Linked DNA regions of Mus musculus: region 1 is linked to region 2. Evidence: chromatin contacts called from ENCODE POLR2A ChIA-PET data. All regions are on one chromosome and are shown on one strand. The core of a region is the stretch at or near the end of the contact, and the rest is flanking DNA. Distances in the headings are between cores, read along the strand shown.

Region 1 (4,019 bases), core at 1,472-3,971, 33 kb before region 2:
CCTTCTCCATGACCGTTTCTCCCGTTTTCTTTCCTCCCTGCCTCCGCTTCCAGCCCCACACCATCTTCCTAGATGGGAGGTGAACCAGGACTCCAGCTAGAACGCAAAGTCAGACAGTTCAGCGCACTCCCCTGTGCCCAGAGGTGAGATGTGTATTTCAGGATGGCCCATTCCACTGCCTCTCCCTTAGAAGTCTGCAACTCTGCCCTCAGAACTTAAGCTCAGCTACCGCCTCACCCCCAAGCCTCAAAAACATGTCAGGATCACACTCAATTCTCTTCAAACCAGCTCCAGCTCCATGGCCTGAAACATAAGTAGCAAGCTCAAAGATAAACCCAGCCTCACCCAACCTCCACCAGCGATCGAGAGAGCTGAAGACTTCCTCCCTCTCCCCACATGGCTGGACCAACGCCCTGCCTTCTAAACTCCATAGCGCCTGGTCCTGACTTTACCTGTCAGGGCCGACGGGCCGCAGTCCGCAGAGCCGGGCTGCCTGAAGGAGTGACGGTCTACTTCACAGGTCCTTTCTCCCTGAACAGAGGGAAGCACCGGCGTCAGGGAGATGGAAGAGTTAAACTTGTCGTGTTTGGGGACTCTTCCTCCTACTTCCACCTCTGCCACCCCCAGCCATCCCTGTGGCAGTTCCCCTCAGCAATCTGTTCTTGTTGTCTGACTAACTCTTCCAGTTAACTGGGTGCCGAGGAGTTAAAAGGCAGCAGATGTGGCCTGCCCAAATGGTCCCCAGGTGTGGCCTTTTCTCTTTTGTCAGGAGATCTAGGACCCCCACCTTTTCTTTGTGGGCAAGACAGATATTTGGAAGTCAGATGCTCCCCCTCCTGCTGCTCAGTCACTACCAAGCAGTTATAAGCATGCATGTCCTGATAAGCCTATGGTTTTTGAGAATTACTGTATAAGAAAAGTTTGGGAGCTGGCACTAGTACAGCACCCCTTTAATTCCAGTGCACATGAGGCAGAGGTAGGCAGATCTTTGAGAGTTTGGAGCCAGCCTGGTCTGCATAGCAAGTTCCAGGCCAACCAGGGCAACATAGTGAGATCCTGTCTCAAAATAAATAAATAAATAAATAAATAAAAGAAAAAAGAGTAAATAAATAAATAAATAAACCGAAAAAAGAGTAAATAAATAAATAAATAAATAGAGAGAATGAAAAAGAGAAAGGTCTAGGGAAACATAAAGCACCCATCAAGTACTCAGCCGGGAGGACGGCTATGCAGCCAGGACCAGGACAGCTATGTAGCCAGGAGGACAGCTATGCAGCCGGGAGGACGGCCATGCAGACGGGAGTACCACTATGCAGCCCAGAGTACAGCTAGCACGAGTTCCCAGTTCCACTGTGCTTCCGCAGCTGTGCAGCTGTTGTCCACAACTCCAGCTTTAGGGGGCATGGTATGTGTTTACCCGCCCACACTGACTTGAGCCAAGTTAGTAAGGACACCCTCCTCCTGTGGGCCCCAAATCCTGAAGGCCCGGGAGATCTTTTTTGCCCTTTGTTTTCACTAAAAGTGAGAGTTGATCTTGGGATCCTGCCCATGCTAGGGAGTCCACGGGACATAACCTTACACATAGGTACTAAATTGACACTTTTGTAGTGTCTTGACGGGCGTGGAGACTCTGGAAAACCAGGGAAGGAAAAGTCAGGAAGAATGCACAACTTTGCCTCCCCAAAGGCCACATGGCTGCAACCTAAGGAAGAGTTAACTTTCAGGCCATTGGAGACAGCGTCCTGCCCGCAGGGGCAGCCCAGCCAATGACACTTAGTGTCGATGACGTCATGCACCTCCTGCGCCTTCTATTGGGGACTGGACAGCGAATCCTGCTGGAGGTTCAGGCAACGGAGCTGCAGAGCCCGTCCGTGGCAGAGGAAGGAGGAGGAGGAGGGCCAAGGACAAGAGAGCAGCAAATCGACCCAGAGTGGCTCCTGCCTCCTCCCTCTGCTCCCTGCTCCTCCAACAGAAGGTCCTCCTGGGGACTGCCCCACACTCACATCACAGAAGCAAAGCCACACAGCATTGGTTCAGAAAAGAGGAGCAAGGACTCCCTCTGCCACCTAACCTGCCCACTACACAAGGAGTGACTGGTGAGGGCTAGGGCTAGGGCTAGAACTCGGTATTTGAGTGCCTGTGCGCGCATGCGCACACAAACACAGGCGCACACACCAATAGTTTCCTTAGCACTACTTTCCCCACTCCTGACTCTCTTTCACCTGCCGGTAGATTGAAGGTCTGTGTCTGAGCCGCTGCCCACGACTGTCCCGTCCACTCTGCTGGGCTCTCTGGAAGGGAAGAGCAGGCAAGAGAACCTGTAGGCAGTGCTCAGCCCCTGCCCCACCCCTTTACCACAGTCCAGCAGCACAGCACTGGCTGCTCCAACCCACACCACTAGCTCCAAGAGGGACCCCTCCAGGGTGTCCTTTGAATTCCTTTCCAGACCAGCTTGTCTGTAACTCTCCCTGGTGGTCCCTCCCACCCACGACCCCAATCCACAGCCCCATCAGTTTCTCACGGTTCCACTCGGTTGGTAAATCTACGGCGCCACAGCATGGCCAAGCTGAACAGGAAGAGGGTGGTGCACATGGCTCAGCTGCCCCATCCCCACCGACGACCAACTCCGCTGAAGAAGGCCACAGGGCCGGGGAGCCACAATGGCCAGCCTACCTCTCCCAAGCCACCGCTGTGTTTCCTGAAGTTCCTGGGAAGGGATTAGGACGTTCAAGCTGATTAGTGGAGTGGGCAGACCTGACCTTGTGAAGAGAGATTAAACTCACCAGGCCCAAGATCTCCCCTCTAGTGGCAGAGTAAGTCAGCCTCCTTCAAGGCATGCCAGGTAACCCTGAGTGCCCCTCCAGAATGTTCTACCCAGAACATTCACTACTATCCGGGCTTTGGCATCAAGGCACGTAGTGCAATCGAGCTAAGTGAGCTACTTCCATACACTGTTAAATGTACCTGCAGAGCACTTGAGGACTTAGAAGCATCAAGGATAGCTTCAAAGAGGATCTGGGGCCTTGGCCCGGTGACAAAGACCTGTAAGCCACTGGGGAGGGGAGGAGCACCTCAAGTTCAAAGCCTGGCTGAGCTCCAGAGAGCTCTGAGGCCAGCCTGGGAAACCTAATGAGAGTGTCTCAAAGAGCTCTGAGGCGATAACTCTGTAGCAGAGTACTTGCCTGGGGTTCCAAGGCCCTAAGTTCAGTCTCCCATACGGGAGAGAAAGAGTGAGCTATCACAGGAGGTGTCTGAACGTGCAGGTGCCAGAGAAGGACGGGCCCTCAGCCAACTCTGCCGGGCTGCTGACATGAAAGCTTGCCAGTCTTCAGGGACCGAGGCTGCGAGGCAGGGGAGTTGCACTGTCGCAGCCAAGGCAGGAGAGAATGGCAGAGAGGAGAAGAGATGGATGATGGGACCAGGAGGACCAGAGAGTAGAGCGTGTGTGTGTGTGTGTGTGTGTGTGTGTGTGTGTGTGTGTGAGTGTGTGTGTGTGTGTGCTCGAGCACGTGTGTGCGTGTGTGTGAGAGTATGTGCATGTGTGTGAGAGTGTGTGCGTGCACATGTGTGTGTGCGTGTGTGTGTGCGTGTGTGTGTGTGTGTGTGTGTGTGTGTGTGTGCATGCGTGCGCGTGCACCAGGCCTCCCCTGCACCTTCTGAGCTTTCCTAATTACACTCCCTTTGCAGTAAAAGGCAGAGTCGAGGTGTGCACACAGACAGAACTATAAATTCTATCTTATATAACAATCTTATGTAATTTAGATACAAATTATAAGCTTATCAATTATATACTAGACTACTGTACCAATATAATCCTATGTTATGGAGATACAACAGTCAGAGGAGAAGTTGAGAATCGATAGAAATACTCTTTGCACATCCCACCTGGACCTCCTGGGCAACTAGCTGCCTTGGGCAGTAGGGCTTGAGTCAGCAACACAGGGCTGAGACAAGGGCTGAGTGATGCTGGGACCTAAACCCACCTGGGCCATCACCTCTCCAGGACCTTCAGTTTTCCT
Region 2 (3,918 bases), core at 902-3,401:
CTGTGGAGGTATAAGAAGGGCATTTGATCTCTGAAACTGAGTTAAGGCTGTCTGCAAGATCCCAAGTGCATGCTGGGAACTGAACCTGGGTCTCTGCAACATCAGCAAAAGCTTCCAACCATATAATTATTTCCCCTGCCCCACTTTTTTTTTTTTTTTTTTAAGATTTATTTATTGCCGGGCAGTGGTGGCACACACCTTTAATCCCAGCACTTGGGAGGCAGGAGGATTTCTGAGTTGGAGGCCAGCCTGGTCTACAGAGTGAGTTTCAGGACAGCCAGGGCTACACAGAGAAACACTATCTTGAAAATAAAAAAATAAAATAAATTTTAAAAATTCTTTTATTTATATGAGTCCACTATAGCTGTCAGACACACCAGAAGAGGGTATCAGATCCCATTACAGATGGTTGTGAGCCACCATGTGGTTGCTGGGAGTTGAACTCAGGACCTCTGGAAGAGCAGTCAGTGCTTTTAACCTCTGCTCTACCCAACCCACCAACGTGGCAGACTGGGGGCAGGGTGGTTAAGAGCAACAAGAGCCCAGAGACCTGGCTCACCTCTGAAAGCAGCTCTGCTGCAGCGCCCCCTGGTGGTGGTCTCTCCATACTCTCTGGCTGGGCGAGGACTTCAGAAAGAAAGACTGAGGCCATTGGTGCAGGGGCTGAGGATAGGGACTCCAGACCTGGGGGTACAGGTCTAGTTCGTTCCTCTGCCATTTCCTGCCTGCCGTAAGTTTCCACATCAAATCCCAAGTGAGGGGCTAACCCAGGCCCTAGGCATCTGTATCAGTGGCACCCCCTGCCCTTCTCCGGCCTGCTGTTCTTGTTCAGGAGCTGACAGGTCCGGCGAGTGCTCGTAGGTGGGAGCATGGGAGTGTTGGACAGGGTGTCATAAATGTAGGCCTTCGTACAGGGCTAGGTACGCGAACATGAAGAGTGGTACTCTACCAGGAAGTGGGTAAGAACATCACAAGATGGCACCACCCAGAGCCGAGTTAAGGGAGGGATATCTGGGTCCAGGAGGGAGATGAGGAGGCACAGCCCAGCTCCTATGGGCTCAAGGTGGCTAGAGACGTGGGCTAAGGAGGATAAAAGCCTGTGGCTTAAACTTGAGGGAGGGCCGGCCGTCACCACTACTAATAATAGCAAAGATAACAGCAGCTGCTAGTTAGAGCCAGGGGCCCCACAAATGCTCCCTGTTACTGCTACCACACAGAGAGGGGAAAGCTGAGACCGAGGAGGCTTAGGGGATTCATCTAAGACCACAGGAGCAGTCAATGGCAGATCAGGATTTGAACCCCCGGCTCTGTTAGCTGGAGTCATATATAGTTATTTCTCATTACAGCCAACAAAGCAAGTTACTTGGTCAGTATTGGCCAGGCTAGAGTATCCAAAGCCTGGGCCTGGGGGCTGTTCATGACACGGAGATGTGGAGGGCCTTCCTCTGCATCTATTGCCAGTTACTGTGAGAGCCAGCTTTCAGCCTTAGCAAGAAGCCTCTGTGTCCTTGGGTGCAGAGCAACATTCACAGTTTCCTAAGGGACAGTCCCAAGAACTAGCATATACCTCGGTTGCCTTTCCAACTGCTCTGTGTTTAGTCCTGGGGTGGTTAAGGGGACAAGACCCAACTTCCAGCAAGGACCCGGTCTGGCCTAGAAGGGATGCCAGGCCTGAGGAGAGATCATTCTAATGGACGAAGGAGAGACAGCAGCTAGAGAAGGCCAAGGCTTCCTAGACGATGTAGCTGCAGCGATCGATCGGGGATTCTGGAAAGGATGCAAGCCTAGTCGAGGCTCCTGGAGTCAAAGGAGCCTGAGGTCACACGAGAAAGAGAAGGGGAAATTGAGTGGTTTTTGCTTGGTTGTTATGGGGGTGTGTCCGTGTGAGCGCGTGTGTTGCTGGAGATCGAACCTAAGATCTGTGTGCTAGGCAAGTGTTTAAATGTGGCCATAAGTGGAGCAGCAGGAGCTACAAGCCCAGGCAGAAGCCGCGGGCCGACCACGCCCCCCGAAGCACCGCCCACACACCAAGAAGCCCCGCCTCAATGAGGCCCCGCCCACACCCAGTCCCCGCCCCTGCGCCCTCGCGCAGGTAGGGAAGAGGCGGAGCGCTGGCGCTCAGCCTTGTAGCCGCCGCCCCGCCGCTGCCCACTCTGCTCTCAGCCGCTTCCCGGGACGTGGGGCCTCCGAGAGGTGAGCACGGGGAATTGGGTGCGGCGGAGCTCGGGTCCGCTAGGCCGCGGGTGGCCAGGGATTCACGGGGCTGCCCCGTTCGGCCGCGGGGAAGGTCGGGGGCTGTGCGCCCCGCAGAGCGCCCTAGAGGCCGAGGCTGGACTCTGTGCCCGCGGGACCGCTGGATCCCTCCCGCAGATCCTTGGCCTCTGCTGGGACCAGGACGCCTAAAGGGGTTCCCCGGGGCACAGTCACCAGATGTCTGGGCGCGTGGTTTGCGCAAAAGTTTAAAAGCCCAGAGAGGAAGAGAGGGCACTGCCCAGTGTTGGAACATGCGACTCCGCCTCCAACCAGAAATCCCTTTTAGACCTTAAGACTATATTCCCCTGTCTCCCGGGTGAACTTCCAAAGTCCTCGGGCAGCGTTTTGTGCGTGGAGCTTCGCCGCCGTGGTAGTAACAGGTGCGGGGGTGGGGGATGGGGAAGGCTCACACCGCCAGAGTAGTCCGCGGCTCAGAAAGTGTACTCAGGAGTCCTGGCTTAAGGACCGAGGGGTTTGGAGAGTTGGGCCCCCAGCTGATGTTTCTGCATTGGATTGAAAGTTAGGGAGCGAAAGGTCTGTAGGGCCCAGGTCTCTACCACAACCCCAGGGCAGAAGGGAAGCCAGGTCCATACCTTGATTCAACTCCAGGAAACACCGAGCCGCGAGTCTGTAGGGCCGGGACATAGAGAGCGAAGGTGAGGTGTACCTGAGGGATTGCCTCATAGGTGGAGCGGTTGCTGTTTCTCAACCAGCTGCATTGGGGGTTCCAGTGTGGGTGACATCTTGTGGTGAAATACTGTCCCCAGCATCTATGTTGTGCTGTTGTGATTGTAGTCAGGGAGAAGAAAATGAAACTTGGTTTCAAGCAGTGGTTCTCAGCTTAGGGGTGCTTTTGCCCGCTAAGGATATTTGACAATCCCTGGAGACACTTGGCCATCACAGGTCTGCCCCACAGTACAGAATCTGGCCCCTCAAAAGTCAACATTGAGTGACCGTCCTATGACCACCAGCCCACTAGGGTACTTCTTGTGAATTTCTCTCCCTACCTAAGTTTCTCCAGGGGCTGGGAAGGGCCAGGACGAATCTCAGTGAGAGATAAAGAGATAGGTGGGCAGGCTTCGCCCTGGCTGGCCACTGGCCCTGTGGAGGAGAAGCTGGGAACAGTGGCTCTCTCGAAGCACAGGTCTGTAGTACTTTACCCAGGATAGCTTCAGACACAGGATAAGCTCAAGGTAAGCCAGAGTAGCCCTGGGGATGGAGGAAGGGCAGGACCAAGCTCTGTTCCCATGGAGTTTCCCAAAGCTGGATGAGCTGAGGTCTCCCGGATAGCGGAATGCCATGTGACCAACTGGAATTTTCCTTCTGAACACAGAACTGACTCCCCTAGCTATTTACACCAGGAAAGTAACATCCAAGGAATAACGGGTCCACTGATTCCCTGTGGCTCCTCTCTTTCCTTCCAACAGGATGGGTTGCCCCTGGGGCGGTAGGAATCCTGGTCAGGGTGAGCTCAGGCCCTGCTGTAGTATTTGCTGAGTGACAGTAAAGGATGGAGGCTGGTAAAGAGCTTTCCACCCACGGGGTCCCCCAAAACCGCGGAGTTGGGCTCCTGGGCTGTACTCTTAGCTTTCTGGGAATGGAGGTGAGGCTGTTGCTGGCTGGGTAGGTCAGGGCCAGAATCCTCTCTTCCGGCAACTAACATTT

What was found. ChIA-PET counts read pairs that join two places held with the same protein, here RNA polymerase II (POLR2A).
Region 1: POLR2A ChIA-PET joins it to region 2 with 14 read pairs in Patski. The contact joins the promoter of Prcd here to the promoter of Rhbdf2 in region 2. POLR2A ChIA-PET finds 5 or more read pairs at or near these places in 2 of 5 experiments (Patski and embryonic stem cell).

Annotation. Positions count from the first base shown.
Region 1 is chr11:116,655,810-116,659,828 of GRCm38, reverse strand. It overlaps Prcd (photoreceptor disc component), which reads right to left and starts at 2,721. Exons shown (of 5, transcript NM_001163318.1): 1 at 2,522-2,721; 2 at 2,223-2,291; 3 at 453-531; 4 at 2-96. The coding sequence starts at 2,592. The coding sequence ends at 510.
Region 2 is chr11:116,622,453-116,626,370 of GRCm38, reverse strand. It overlaps Rhbdf2 (rhomboid 5 homolog 2), which reads left to right and starts at 2,151. Exons shown (of 19, transcript NM_001167680.2): 1 at 2,151-2,193.